Regions from separate parts of the Homo sapiens genome. Here region 2 is linked to region 1. Evidence: read pairs that join two places in POLR2A ChIA-PET (ENCODE). Cell type or tissue: OCI-LY7. All regions are shown on one strand.

Region 1 (8,000 bases):
CACTCCCTTCTTTGAGATTTTAAAAGATAAAAACAAACAAATTTCTATTCTTTTAGATAATGTCATCTAAGCAGAGGTCTCCCAGACCACCCCACAGAAAACAACACCCTGCCCTCCACTGTGGATATCACCCTTACTCCTTTATTTTTCAAGAATTCATCACCATCCAACACACTGCATATTTATTTACTATCTATCTCCCCCAACAAAATGTTAAGGTCCTGAAGGGCAGAGACCTTGTCTGTTTACTGCCTTCATAGCTGCCGGCACATGGCAGACATTTGATGATTACTCGCTAAACAAATGACATCGATACAGCCTTTCCACTGAAGAGCTCTAAGCACGTCTGTATGATGACATCATTTACACATTCCATAGTTCTCTTTCAGAACCTGACACAAATCAGTCATGTATGTTCAACCCAGATCTCTTCTATTTCATCCTCCCACTGCCACCAGAGGCATTTTTCTAGTAAGATGTGATCACATTGCTTCTTTCTAGTCTGATGTCTTCTCAACATTCCTTTCTCTTTCCTCCCTTTGGGGAATTACTTCTCTGCTGTTGTGTGCAGTGCTGGTAGGATTGTCAATCAGAGTGTCTGCCCTGCCCAAACCAAGGGAATGGCTCATGGTCAAAGCCAGGCCAATTTCTCTTGCCCATGGCTGCAAACCTTGGGAGTCAGAGAAAAAACAAAAATGGGTTTAGTAGAATGAATGCTGATGACATTGCCAAATACTTCTTCCTATCTAAATCCCTAGGTTTTCTGAGTCCTGTCCTTTCTACATCTGGTTCTTCAGCTGTTTCCTTGATTATATGAGCTAATCCATATCATTAAGTATGTTATCTGCTTATGATGGTGACAGCTAGTTTTTACCATTTGAACCCAAAACCCCTTACTGATACAATTATCACAGCCTCAACTGCTCAAAATATATCGGAAGTCCTGACCGTGGTATTTAAGGCTCTCCATAATCAGGTTCCAACTTATGTTTCCATCATGATGTCTTTTATTTCCCAAACAACTTGACAATTTCAGAGTAGGCCATGCATGAATACCTCTGTGCCCTTCTCCTGCCACATCATCTATTATCTCCACTGCCACCAAAAGCTGGGTGAGCAGGCAGTAGCCAACTTCAGCCTTTTTAATTTTATTTATTTATTTATTTATTTATTTATTAAGACAATTTATTATTCTGTTGCCCAGGCTGTAGCACAGTGGCATGATCTTGGCTCACTGCGACCTCTGCCTCCTGGGCTCAAGCAATCCTCCCGCCTGAGCCTCCTGAGTAGCTGGGACTATAGGTGCATGCCACCACATCTGGCTAATTTTTGTATTTTTTGTAGAGACAACGGTTCTTCAGGTTGCCCAGGCTGGTACTGAACTCCTGAGTTCAAGTGATCCACCCGCCTCAGCCTCCCAAAGCGGTAGTACTACAGGCGTGAGCCACCATGCCAGGCCTAGCTCCTCCTTTACCAGTCTGATATGCACAATGATGCTTCATCTCACAATTATTTGTTCCTTCTTCCCTTCTTCCCTCACAATCAAAACTGCAATTCGGCCAGGCATGGAAGATCACACCTATAATCTCAGGACTTTGGGAGGCCAAGGTGGGAAGATTGCTTGAAGCGAAGAGTTCAAGACTAGCCTGGGAAACAAAGCAAGGCCCCATCTCTAAAAAAGAGTTTCTAAATTAGCCAAGTACAGTGTGTACACCTGTAGTCCCAGGTACTCAGGAAGCTGAGGCGGGAGGACAGCTTGAGCCCAGGAGTTAAAGGCTGCAGTGAACTATGATTGTGCTCCAGCCCAGAGAGCAAGACGCTGTCTCCAAACAAACAAACAAAACCCTGCAATTCTCACTGGACTGGGATTTAGAGAAATAAAGATTAAATAATTTATAGTGATCAATTATGGCCTTTCAGAGGTAGCTACATTTGAAAACAAGGTGCTTATTGGTCAAAGTAATTAAGTGGTAATAGACAATGCACTTGAGGCAACAGCAAGACCCTGGGCAAACTTAAAGACAGCCTAAGAATGAAATTAAGAGAAATAAGATTTAATAAATGAAATGTGGTCAGCCTCTGAGGAAGGAATAAAAACAGAAGCACAAAAAGACCAAATGCATGGTCAGAGGCAGACTGACGAAAATGTTCTGTATGGGCCTAGCTAATGCAATGGCCAACTGACAGTATTAAACACATCAAAAGAAAAAATGTCTTCCAAAGAATGTAGCCAAATTTAGTTAACATAATTAAAAATGAAAGAATATGTGATGTTCTTTGCTGTTGGTCTTCACTGTCCACAGAATCTCTTCCTCCAGTTTGATTCCATGCTCAGCAGGCACTCTTGTGGTACTAATCTGACCTGAGTATTCTTCTAACTAGAGAGGGGGTATTTTTCTATTGCAAACTGAAAATTTGTCATTCAAATATAGCAGCTTCTCTGCAAATGTAGTTTATATGAGGAAGTGCCTCTTGTAATGAATAAATTTTGAATGCCTCGAATAGATCCTATTTCTGGGCATTTACAAACCTGGGCAATGGACAATGATAATTTGATCAAGTATTGCCCCATATAGGCCAGACTCTTGGATGACACATCTATCTTACTTTTCTCAAACTGCAACAAGTTAGAATACTTGTGGCGAAACATTCAGCTGGAGAATCTCAGGTAGTGTGGGTAAAGATACTGTGAGCAAACGGAAGCTTTTCCTGCCTGCAGCAACTAAGTTATCCTTTTCCCAGCATGGGATTAGAACTTTTGAAAACATGTGGAATGTTTCCAAATTCTAGGCTTTTCTATAATTATGGCTTATGCGCAATAATTTCTCAATTAAAAAGAAATGCTGTTAGCTCTTAGGTTAGTAAAGAAAAGGACTATAGTATATATACTATGTTCCCTAGATATGTACTTTAAAAAAATTGGTTTCAATATTCTAGACTAGCTCTTCCCTTTTTTTTAAGAGGAGTCTTAAAATAAACCAGTAATTTCTTTCAAAATAAAAACAATCAATGTCTGCAACATATCTGACTGGTATGTTTAAGCAGTCATAACTTAGTCTAAAAAATGACCTTACCTGCCTTCTCCACCCCATGCAGAATTTGGTGTAATAATCACTTCTCGACAGTTATCAGTGTCTGTGTTGTACACATACAGTTTCAATGGTTTTGCTTCATGTGTTTCGATAAGGCTGAATAGATCTTCAGACTGCAAAAGTGTCACAGGAGAAAATGTTTCACGTTACCATACTTTGGAACAGTGTGTCTCAAACCTGGCTATCAGAATCACCTGAGAAATCTAAGAAAAAAATACAGATTCTGGGCCCTGCCCCAGACATAAAAATCACAAGCAGGTTTAATTCAATATATTAATTCAAGCAAAGCCTACTTACTACATACAAGGCTTTATGGCCAGTTCCTTAAGATCTAGTTGGCACTCTTAGTACAATTCTTTTACACCCGAGTTCTACATATTCTGCTTTTACTTCCCATTATTAAGACCTGGTTGTCTGGGCACCTCATTTCTCACTCTTTTTTTTTTCTTCTTTTTTTGAGACAGGGTCTCTCTAACTGTTGCCTGGGCTAGAGTGCAGTGGCATGATTTTGCCTCACTGCAGCCTCAACCTCTCAGGCTCAAGTGATCCTTCCACCTCAGCCTCCCAGGTAGCTGGGACTATAGGCATGCACCACCATGCCTGGCTAATTTTTGTATTTGTTGTAGAGACAAGGTCTCACTATGCTGCCCAGACTGGTCTCGAACTCCTGAGCTCAAGTAATTCTCCCATCTCGGCCTCCCAAAGTGCTGAGATTATGGGCATGAGCCACTGTGCCCAGCCTTTTCTCTCATTTTTGATTTAGCAATGTATACTTCCGCTAGCTAAGAGACAAGGAAAAGGATGTAATATAGCTGAGCTAATGCTGTCACTGAACAAAAAGGGGAAGAGAAAATGAAATCAATGAACAATTGAAAATGAGAATTTGATTTAGACTTCAGGTATGCAAAGATTTCTGTATATTACACATAAAATCTGTGCAATTGCCGCACAGTATGTGTTTTTCCTCACAGCTATACCTAATAAGACACCTACCAGATGTTCCATTTAACACCCTGAGGCTTAAGTTATTTTTGATCAGCAAAGACTGAAATTTTAACTCTAAATGCAAAGCATGCAAATATCTTTCTCAACTCAAACCTCAATGAGAAAATTTTATATAGTTCTCACTATGAATAAACACACGAATTACCTCATTCATGACTGTATCTGCTCCAATTATATAATCACTGTGTGGTCTAAGACCTGCCAGTGCTGCAGGAGAATTTGATTCCACCTCCTAGAATGACATAAACACACACCCTAAAATTAATATATATAAAATAATCTTCCAAGGTTTATAGTCCAATTTTTAATTATGTTGATTTTTTAAATCTGTATACTTCTGTCTTGCTAGAGATGTGTCAGATGTCAGAAACTACAGAATATATTTTAAACTTCTGAGCATAAAAATTACATAATATTTAACAAATATTTAAAATATTTTTGTAGCTATCTACTCTAACACATCTTATAATGAATAAATCATTAGAAAAAGTTCTTAAACTTGTACATTTGCTTCTCTTCCTCAACTTAAAAAAAAATTGATCCATACTTAAAAAGCAATGAACGCTGATTTTTGGCAAAAATTGCCTATTAATAATATCCTTACAATCTTATTAAGCCAGAAACAACCATTGTTAAAACATCTTTCCACACTGCTTCATGAACCTCCAGTAACAGTTCACAGTTGATACGTACCAGCACATGCCAAACATTTTCATTTGCCCCATCAAAGCTGCAGAAACGAATGCTCACTCCCAATAAGCCCTGGCCGCCCCACAGGTTACTTGGTGTGACTGAGGTCTCTCGCAGTTCCAATGTTTTGCTGCTATAGATAAGCATCTTTACAGGCTTTTCAACGTTTGCTTTCAGCAGATCCTTAAGAGTGTCATTGTCTTTATTCTGTGAACACATAGAAATCACATTCCTTAGTAAATAAAAATTTAATGTTAGCTTAAGCATCCTATGGCCCTATAAGAGTAATATTAATAATCAACATAAATAAAACATTCAACAAAGGTTTCACCAACATTTAAATTTTCTTCTATGTAAAAGAATGTCAAGAAATTAAGAACTCTTACGTTAGCAACAACTTGAAACTGACTTTTTTCTAATAGCTCATTATGGATTATGGAATTTGCAACCCAACATTATTTAGAATGATCTAGGGCTTCAATGTGTAAAAACAAAATATGCCATAAGAAGTCACATTACTAACGAAGTTGTGATGACTTTGATTATAAAAATCTAAAACATTTACTGGGGTTAACGTTTAATTTTGGACTCTATTTCTAAATACATGCTTTATTAAGAGCTGGATAGAAAAGAAAGTAGAAACAGCATATTAAATATTTCATTTCATAAACAAATAAAGGCCAGATGTTGGCCTTTATTTATATGTCAGAGATGTTGTAAGTAATGAACGAAAACTTAAGACTGTTACGAAAAATTAAACCAACCAAGTGGCTACTGTCCTAAGAATTTGCTGAGATTATATAATTTCTTTATCTTAGAACTTTATTATGGGTAAACTCTAAACAAGGTATAAAAAGTGGTTTTAATTTGGTACTTTGGAGCACATCTCTCTGTCTGGTTCTAATAACATTATTCATATATTGTGAAACTTAGCACCAAGAAAACTGACGAGTTTGAGAGAATGAGATGAGAGAATGAATCTTTCTAGTAATCCATTTGTCAACAACCAACAGAAGTCTGACATCTTTAAAAAGCAATCTTTTACATCTTAATTATTTCTTTCTGCTTATAAAAATTAAATATTTAACATATAAAAGACTCCACTGATTCTAGAGACTTCCCTAAGATAATCAGTGGAGCATAAGGTATAATATTATAGATATTTCAATGTTTATTAATACATGATTATTTCTATAAATTGGCATACTACACATAATGATTGTAACTAATAAATACCCATCTCAGGTCATCTGAAAAATTCCATTTTTGAGAGATTACAAATACTATAGACAAAACTACAGAAAGTTGAACTTACTAATCTTGAACCATTAATAGAAACAATAAAATCAAAGAAAGGCTCCAAACCAGCTCTGTGTCCTGGGGAATTTTCTTGTACCTGCGGAAACAAAAACGACAAAAATAAAAAATGTAAAGCTTAGGTGAAAATTGTAAGCCGAATCTCTCTTTTCAGTAAAAATAGACCAATTTCACTGATAATGAAATACAGTACACGCTAGTTCTCTCATTTCTCTTCATCTCTCCCAGATAATGCCCGTCCAGCTCCCTAAACTCTACCCATTCTTTAAGTTAATCTTCTATTTATATTTTTATTTTATTTCTTTGAGACAGACTCCACCTCTGTTGCCCAGGCTGGAATGCAGTGGCACAATCTCGGTTCACTGCAACCTCTGCCTCCCTGATTCAAGCGATTCTTGTGCCTCAGCCTCCCGAGTACCTGGGAGGACTATAGGTGCGTACCACCATGTCCAACTAATTTTTGTATTTTTTGTAGAGACAGGGTTTCGCCTTATTGCCCAGGCTGGTCCTGAACTCCTGGGCTCAAGGGATCCACCTGCCTCAACCTCCCAAAGTGCTGGGATTACAGGTGTGAGCCACTGCACCGGGCCTAGTTCATCTTCTATATGAGGTTTTCCCTCTGTGGTTCTATTTCTGCACCACTTTCTCCTTTTTTGGGAGAAAGGGGCTAATCCTCTCAGCAATTAGCAGGGGACACAGCAGACAGTCACTACAATTAAGTGACAAATTCAAGCAATTATTCCTTGACTACTACTAGCAAGGCACCACTCAGTTACAAAGCAAATACAGGCACATAGTCACGTATGTCAAGACATTTATAATCTGTTGAGGAATAGGTGAGAAGAGGAAGGGGCAATGGATACACAGCCCTCTAATCACTATAATGTAAAACCAAACAGGCTAAAGGCTATTTGGTATAAGGTTCTAAGGGAAAGATTAATTCTGACTGAAGAAGCTTCAGACATAAAAAGTGATAAGGAATTGTGGTTTAAAAAGAGGGTAGAACATTCAAAGGTAAAGATGGTCAAGGGGGTAGGAAGGACATCTGAAAATGGACAAAACAGTATGAGTAAACACCCGAAGCAGGAGTCTGAAGAATGAGGATCACAGCATGCGTAGCTAGACAACAGAGTAGTGTGGACAGAAATAGAGAATTATAGACTTTGAAAACTAGGATTAACCCAGAAATCCTCTAATCCAGGGATCTTAAATTGAGGTCTGTGGATGGCTTCAGAGAATACTACAGCTCCTGAAATTACACACTATCTTTTATATGAATAAGCAGTTTTCAGGGTGTAAATATTGGTGGCTTTCATCAGATTCTCAAAGGGTTTCTCCATAACTCCAAGAAGGTTTAAAAACCAGGGATTTTGTGCAATTCTTTCATTTGATAGGTTAAAAAAAATTACCATGTCTTGCTTATGATTCCATAGCTGCCTAATGGTGGAAGTTAAACTCAAAAATTCATCTTTTTTATTTTTATTTTTTGAGACAAGAGTCTTGCTCTGTTGCCTAGGCTGGAGTGCAGTGACACAATCTCGGCTTACTGCAACCTCCACCTCCCGGGTTCAAGCAATTCTTGTGCCTCAGCCTCCCAAGTAGCTGGGATTACAGGTGTGCACCACCACCACACCGCCTAATTTTTTTTTTTTTTTTTTTTGTAGAGGCATGGTTTCACCATGTTGGCCAGGCTGGTCTCAAACTCCTGGCCTCAAGTGATCTGCCCGCCTCGGCCTCCCAATGTGTTGGGATTACAGGTGTGAGCCACTGCATCCGGCCAAAAGTCCATCTTGAAACTATTAGTCTAACAAAAGGCTGGAAAGAAGGGGTAGAGCTACATTTACTGGCCTTTAAATGAAAGAGTGAGATTACTTTTAATATAATTCATAGGTTCAT
Region 2 (8,000 bases), 330 kb before region 1:
TTGAATCACTTTTCTAGGTAGAAAGTTTTGGATATAACTCCTTCTGAAATGTTCCTCCCCAGGCCAGACCCCTGAACTTTCCTGAGGAAAGGAAGTGGCCCACAACCTATCTCTGCCTCATGGTCTCCCTGCAGACTAGAAAAAAGAAAATAATACTATCAGAAAACTTGAGTTCCACTCCTGGCCCAGCCACTCTTGTGCAATGTAGAAAAATTAACTTCATTTCCCTGGACCTCAGGTCCTCATGGATGTAAAGAAGTGTGCTACTTGCTCTGATACTTCAAAAGACAGTTTACAGAGTAGCAAATAACGTCATGAAAAGAATGACGGCTTTGGAGTCAGCCAGATCTGGTTCATTCTTCAACAAATCTTTATTTAGCATCTACTATATGCCAGGCGCTATTCTTGGTGCCAGATGCTGCCTACATGAAGCTCACATTTTAATGTGGGGACCAATACTAGTTTGTGGCCTTGGGCAAATCATTTAGCCCCTCTAAGCTTGTTTTTTCCACCTGTAAAATGGACATTATAATAACATTTCAAGATGCATTGTCAGGATTAGATACAATGATATTTAAAGCACCTATTATACACTAGAGGCTCAATGAATGGTATGTAAATAATACTATACGATACATGATAAAACACTTTTTTCAATTGTACGATTCTATCCAGATAGGCAAATTATTATTTTTTCATCTCTGTACTGTGTGACTCTAAAGCCATAGATAATCACAAAATTACACTGCAGATTTAATAAATTTACTTCTCTTTACTGCCTTAAAAGCAACTTCATTTATCAAAGAAATATTTTTTGAGTCTCTACTATGCATTAAATACTAGGCTGGCACTAGGGATATGGAAATAAATGAGACTTCCCTGCCCTTACTTAGGATCATAGCAGTAAATGTTTGGATTTCACCAGGGTCCTCACTTTTGGAGAGCTTATTCTTCTAGAGTTTGTATTAGTTATTGACTGTTTAGAAAGAAATCAAGAAAGGAAAACAACCCTCTAATTGGCAAGTGGGTTAAGCTAAAGTTTTCTTAGAGAGACCTAAAGCTGTGTATATAAGACCCCTGGCAATCTCACTCTACTCAAAATGAAACAGATAGGAGAACACATCTTTCCTATAGATGCCTTAGAGGTAAAATTTCAATCTACCAACATCTTTTGCAACAAAAGAAAATCAATTAAGTTATTTACTATACCCAGCCATGTGACCAGTGTTGTTACACATATTTCAGAGATATAAATGAAAATAAGGAGATATTCCTGGAGCTCAGCAGGAGACATGACACCTGCCCTTGAGGCAGGAGGTAGAATGTGTTCATTTATTTACTTATTTATTTAGTCACGAAAAATCTGTTTAGTAACCATGGCCTTTGAGGAATCACACTGAGTGCTGGGAATACTAAGTGGGAGAACCAATAAAGTGGAAGAACAGTTATTGAGCACCTATTGTGCACCAGGCACTGTCCATCATTTTACCTCCATCATCTCAATGCATTTCCATCAATCCTAAAAGAATTTTTTTCTAAAAAGGGTTGTATGCTTTGACCTCAAGGTGTTCATTGGGGTGTGAGAGGACAGAAAGCATCAATCCACAGCGAAAAGGAATGCCATGGAGGAAAATGCCCAGAGCCAGTGAGCTCAGTAGAGGAGAGAATGGTTCACTGTCCCCAGAGGGTAGGGGCAGGCTTTGAAGAGGTTGTGGCATTCTAGTTTTTAAGCAGGAGCAACACAGGTGAAAGAGATCACTACTAGATAGGCAGGGATACAGATGACAGAGAGATAGGAATTGACAGCACAGACCATTCATGCTATAGGAGCTGGCCAAACCCCAAGGCTCTCAGAGCACCAGGTTACCAGTTGCTTCCCAAGCATTCACCCAGAGTAGTTGCTCATCTGAGAAGCTCTGTTTCCCTGAAATAATGACACTGGGATTCAGATTTCTAGCCCAATTCATGGTGCACTTGGGGCCTCACTTATAACCCATTCTTGGTTTTATGAAGCAAACAGTTTCCTTCTGCTCTGTGCTCTGTTTTAGAGTCAGGAGCTGATCTTTGCACTGATGCCATGCTAGATCTTTATTTGTTTTGTGCTGATGAGATTTAGGAGTGAGAAGTGGAAAATAAACTGATCCTCTCTATCTCCCACTACTGGGTTTTGATAGATAAAGTGGTCCTCTTGAAGTTTTTCTTCTTTCATTTGGAAAGTGTCATAAGATGTAGGTTAAGCTGGGTGCGGTGGCTCACGCCTGTAATCCCAGCACTTTGGAAGGTGGAGGTGGGCAGATCACGAGGTCAAGAGATCCAGACCATCCTGGCCAACTTGGTGAAACCCCGTCTCTACTAAAAATACAAAAATCAGCTGGGCATGGTGGCAGGCGCCTGTAATCCCAGCTACTCAGGTGGCTGAGGCAGGAGAATCTCTGGAACCTGGGAGGTGGAGGTTGCAGTGAGCTGAGATCACTCCACTGTACTCCAGCCTGGTGACAGAGCAAGACTCCATCTCAAAAAGAAAAAAAAAAGATATAGGTTAAGCAGTAAAGTGTGGTGCCAGGCTGGGAGTGGTGGCTCAGGCTTGTAATCCCAGCACTTTGTGAAGCCAAGGCGGGGTGGATCACCTGAGGTCAGGAGTTTGAGACCATCCTGGCCAACATGGTGAAACCCCATCTATACTAAAAATACAAACATTAGCAGGGCATGATGTCGCCTGGTGGTAGTCCCAGCTACCCAGGAGGCTGAGGCAGGAGAATCGCTTAACCACGGGAGGCAGAGGTTGCAGTGAGCCAAGATCGTGCCACTGTACTCCAGCCTGGGCGACAGAGTGAGACTCCATCTCAAAAAAAAAAAAAAAAAGTGTGGCACCAGATAGACATAAGTTCAAATCCCAGATCTACTTCTTATTAGTTGTGTGATCTTGAGCATTGACTTTTCACCCAAATTTGGACCCAAATTCTGAGAGGTGAGATACAACTATAAATTTGGAGTGCACCAAGGAAAAATTTAGAGAGCTCTTCTTTACTCCTCTGTTATTGGAATAAACAGGTATAACTCAGTGATCACATCTAGAGCATCAAGGCCATAGAGAAAGAAAAAAGCAACCACAGGCTGGCTCTCTAACTAGTTTACTCTTCATTGCCTAATTCAGCAAGCTAAATACCTGATCCAAAAGGAAATTATTAAGAGTTTTTTGCAATAAATACTGTATATAGGCTCCACTTTATCTTGGAGGTCTGTGATTATGTTTAGAAAACAGCTTTTATTGAAAAGCTAAACTTATGAATAGGTAGGAGGCTAGAACTTTCGACCTACAATAATAATAATAGCAATCATAATAACTTTGGGAGGCGTTTACTATAAGCCAGGCACTATTTTAAGCACTTTATTATGAATTGATTCATTTAATCTTATAGTCATCCTATGAAATAGGTACTATCATTATCTCTATTTTAAGATAAGGAAATTAGGCCAGGTACAATGGCTCATGTCTGTATTCCCAACATTTTGGGAAGCCAAAGTGGAAAGATCCCTTGAGGCCAGGAGATTGAGACCAGCCTGGGCAAAAATGTGAGAACCTGTCTCTGCAAAAAATTTAAAGAATTAGCCAGGCATGGTGGCCTGTGCCTATAGTCCCAGCTGCTTGGGAGGCTGAGGCAGAAGGACTGCTTGAGCCTGGGAGGTCAAGGCTTACAGTGAGCCATGATAATGCCACTGCACTGTAGCCTATGCAACAGAGCAAGACTCTGTCTCAAAAAAAGAAAAAGAAAAAGAAAAAGGAAATTGAGCCACAGAGAGGGACAGTGGCTTGCTGACTTGTCGGAGCCAGGATTTTTACCTACGCTGTCTGCTTTAGAGCCTGTCATGAACCTCTCTCCAGTTCTATAAGCCAACTTCTTTTAAAATAATTATAATAATAACATTTTGTGTTCCAATTATAAAACTAAGTCATGGTAGGAATTTTTGAAATTAGAGAAAGGGGTAAAGAAACTGAAATTATTTATATTTTTATTACCCAGGGATAACATTTATTAACATTTGGGTCTATTTCCTTTTGGAAATTAAATTGCATATATAATTCTCTTTTCAAATAGCATAACACCACATATGACTTTTTAAATTTAATGTTACAATTTGAGCATTTTCTCATGTTATTAAATATTCTTATAAACCATAGATTTTAATGGCTGCAAATATTCCAATTATCTGGCGGTCCCATAATTTACTTTAAAAATCACATGATATTGGGCCATTAGCTTGTTTCCAATGTTCTTGAGAAACGTTTGTTGTACTTCTGTGTTGGTTTCTGGAGGATGCCTTAGCCTGGTACTTTCAAGAGGTACACAGGCTGTTTGAAGAGTGGCTAATTTTCTACTGAAGGGACTGTGCCCGAATCCCTGTCCCCCAAGTAAGAACACCCTAAGCCACTGAAGACAGGTGAGAATTTTGAAAAGTCTCTTGAGTATCTGAATTCTCAGTGAGGGTCCAGAATCTTATTCAATTTTTTAAAAACTCGTATTATTTCCCCCTAGTTTAGTAAGTAAAACATGTATCTTGTGTTAAAAAAAAAAAAAAAGTAGAACATGAAAATGAACAAACAAAAAAAATGAAATCAATCTAAAATCACACCACAGCACAGCTTGTCAAGTATTTATCTTTGCACACTACACACTATCTTGTTACCTGTTGTTTTACTCAACGACATAATATGCGCATTTTCCTATTAATAAATGTAGGTCATCATACCAGATGGTAGCTGATCTCTGCCCAGCTGCTCTCCCACCCTCAGGCCTGATCCCTACAGGCAATTGCTTTTCACTGATTTATGTTTGCATGAATATAAAGCATGGTTCCTCCTTCTCCATTGTGCCACACCTACCAGAGACTAGTTCTTGTACTTTCCAAACCCAAAGCAGCTGCCCTGCCATCAAGGCGTTGGCCTTCTACTGGAGAAGTATATTACTGAAAAAAATAAATAAATAAAATAAATCTATTAAAAAGTGACCCAAAGTGGTGTTTTTAATAAGGAGGAGTAAGGAAATGTGGGAATAAGGAAATATCCAGACGATTTTACAAACCCAAACCCGTTATCCTATTTATGACACAACCTATGGTGTTGAGTTTTTCTTGTGTTTCTCTACCTCGAGCTGGTAGAGAAAGGGCCTATCGAGTTAGCTATGTGCATCTATGATCCCCCGGTTAAATTTCTGCCTCTGACTTTTAAGGAGACGCTTTTACCTCATCTTCTTCCTAATTTTCCCAAAAAAGGAGAGTTCTATCCAAGTTGTGTCAGAAGCTAAGTCTAAACTTATTTTAAATGACTATTTTTGAAATTAGTAAAGACAGGACTCTGACCCCCGCCAGTCTGCCCAGACAGGCTTTTTTTGTTTTTGTTTTTGTTTTTGAGATGGAGTCTCACCCTGTTGTCCAGGCTGGAGTGCAGTGGCGCCATCATGGCTCACTGCAGCCTTGACCTCCCTGGGCTCAGGTGTCCTTTCATCTCAGCCTGCTGAGTAGCTGGGACTATGGGCACGCGCCAGCACACCTGGCTGATTGTTTGCATTTTTCGTACAGACAGGGTTTCACCATGTTTCCCAGTCTGGTCTCAAACTCCTGGGCTCAAGCCATCAGCCCGCCTCGGCCTCCCAATGTGCTAACATTACAGGCGTGAGCCACCACACTCAATCCAGACAGACTAAAGGGATCTTTATACTATAAAGTGATCTTATACCCGGAGGAATTGTGAGCTTAGATATTACTATACTAAGACCACAAGTGGTAAAAATCAGATAAAGCAGTAATCATCTTACTTTGTGATCAAATTAATGCAGAAAAAGTAAGAAATGGTTTGACCTTGTAAGCTCTCTGAGGAAATAAGCAGTTTCAGTTAACACTGCTGTCGCAATCCCTATCTCACAGCTTCAGCTTAATCCCGTAGCAACACTCAGAACTCATTTTTATTATAATTACAGTTGACCCTCGAACAATGCAAGGGTTAGGGGCACTGCCCTCCCCCTTCGTCTTGTACAGTAGAAAATTCTCCTATAGCTTTTGACTTCTCCCAAGCTTAACTAACTTAACTACTAATAGCCTCTATTGACCAGAAGCCTCACTGATAACCTAAACAATTGATTAACACGTATTTTATATATGTATTATACCCTGTATTCCTACAATACAGTAAGTAAGAGAAAAGACAATGTTAAGAAAATCATAAAGAAGAGAACATACATTGTCAGTTCTGTGCTGTATTTATCCATACCGGAAGTTCACGCCATCCATTTACAAGATATATCATCTGTCTGAAATGGTGGCAACTGCAGTGTCTGACTGCAAATTGTGGTATGTATCAAGCCATTCAACTTTTTCTTTTAATGTCATGACTTTTCTCTGCTTCTTGGGAGCACTTCCAGCATCACTAGTGGCACTTTGTGTGGGTCCCATGATGTTATTCAAGGTTCATGGTATTGTACTAAACATGAAAAATACGCAAGAACCAGGGGAGATCACTTTTTACTGCAATATGCAATTTACTGAAGGGACAACTGCTCATAAGGAGATTAGGGTCGCATGGTGTTTTAAGCAGATAATCCCAATACTTGAGCTCACAATAGCAACAGGAGGTGGCAATGAAATATTACAGTAGCACAGTATGTACTGCTGTTAATTTTATGCAGCTATGATTTAATACTGCATTCTTATATTTGTTTACATTTTTCTCGACTTCAAATGGCACCACATATGGTCTGTGTTTGTGTGCATATAAATTGTAACTTTTTATAATAGATTTGTTTTTTTTATGGTAGTAAATGATAAAGGCTTAGTATCTTCATATATTTTATGCATTCATGATATACCTTTTTCTTAATTGTTTTAATATTTCTAGATATGCATGCAGTTCATCTGTTTTTTCAAATTGTCTCAAATCTCCAAAAATGTTTTCAATACATTTATTTTTAGAAATCTGTGTATGTGGAGTCACACAGTCTAAACTCGTGTTTTTCAAGGGTCAACTGTACTTATTATAGTCCCACAATATCTTATTATTTTTGCTTTAAATGGTCAATTATACTTTAAAGAGGTTTTTCTAAATAACAAAAGAGTCTTTTATTACTACTCAAATAGGTGCCACTTCTGATTCTCTTCTTTCCTTTGTATAAATCTAGATTTCCGTCTGATATCATTTTCCTTCTGCCTCAAGGACTTCCTTTAACATTTCTTATAGTACAGATTTGCTAGTGAAAAGCTTTTAGCTTTCATATGTCTGAAGATGTCTTTATGAGGTTTTCACTGGGTATAAAATTCTACGTTGACAATTTTTTTTTCCGTCAGTACTTTAAAGATGTTGCTTCACTTTCTTCTGGTTTGCATTGTTTCTGACAAGAAGTCTACCTTTCTACTTTCATTCTTATCTTGTTTATTCCGTACATTATAAACCTTTTTTTTTTTCTTCTGGCTGCTTTTAAGGTTTTTCTCTTTATCTCTGGCTTTGGACAATTTATCATGTGCCATGGTATAGTTTTCTTCTTGTGTCTTGTGCTTAGGTTTGTTGAGCTTCTTGGATCTCTGGGTTTAGAGTTTTCATCAAAATTGGACAATTTTCAGCCATTATTTCTTCAAAAAAATTTTGTTCTCCTATCTCTTTCCTGTCTGTTATGGATTGAATTCATACATTGAAACTAACCCCCTTCAATCTGCATTTGAAGATGGGGCCTTTAAAGGGGTAATTAAAGTTAAAGTTATAAGGGTGGGACCCTAATCAAATATGACTGGTGTCCATATAAGAAGAGGTAGAGACAACAGGGAGGCACACACAAAGAAAAGGCCATGAAAGGAGACAGCAAGAAGGTGGCTGTCCACCAGCCAAAGAGAGAGGCCTCGGGAGAAACAGAACCTGTCAGCACTTTGATCTTAGACTTCCAGCCTCCAGAAACATGAGCTTAAATTTTTATTTAAGCTACCCAGTCTGTGGTATTTTGTTATGGTAGCCCTAGCAA

Evidence for each region. Peaks named below come from ENCODE experiments on the same cell type or tissue, not always from the same donor. Only the 100,000 strongest peaks of a DNase experiment are listed, where the experiment ranks them.
Region 2: POLR2A ChIA-PET joins it to region 1 with 7 read pairs; 5 of 35 experiments call an interaction of 5 or more read pairs at or near these places.

Annotation. Positions count from the first base shown.
Region 1 is chr2:170,946,533-170,954,532 of GRCh38, reverse strand. It overlaps GORASP2 (golgi reassembly stacking protein 2), which reads right to left. Exons shown (of 10, transcript NM_015530.5): 2 at 6,103-6,183; 3 at 4,791-4,994; 4 at 4,243-4,329; 5 at 3,075-3,205. Among named protein-coding and RNA genes, the nearest start is that of GORASP2, 21 kb to the right of the region's middle. In OCI-LY7, no CTCF peak of the experiment used is centred here; no DNase peak of the experiment used is centred here; H3K27ac peaks cover 494 bases.
Region 2 is chr2:171,278,107-171,286,106 of GRCh38, reverse strand. All of the region lies in intron 1 of LOC105373737 (a long non-coding RNA gene), which reads left to right. Among named protein-coding and RNA genes, the nearest start is that of TLK1, 120 kb to the right of the region's middle. In OCI-LY7, no CTCF peak of the experiment used is centred here; no DNase peak of the experiment used is centred here.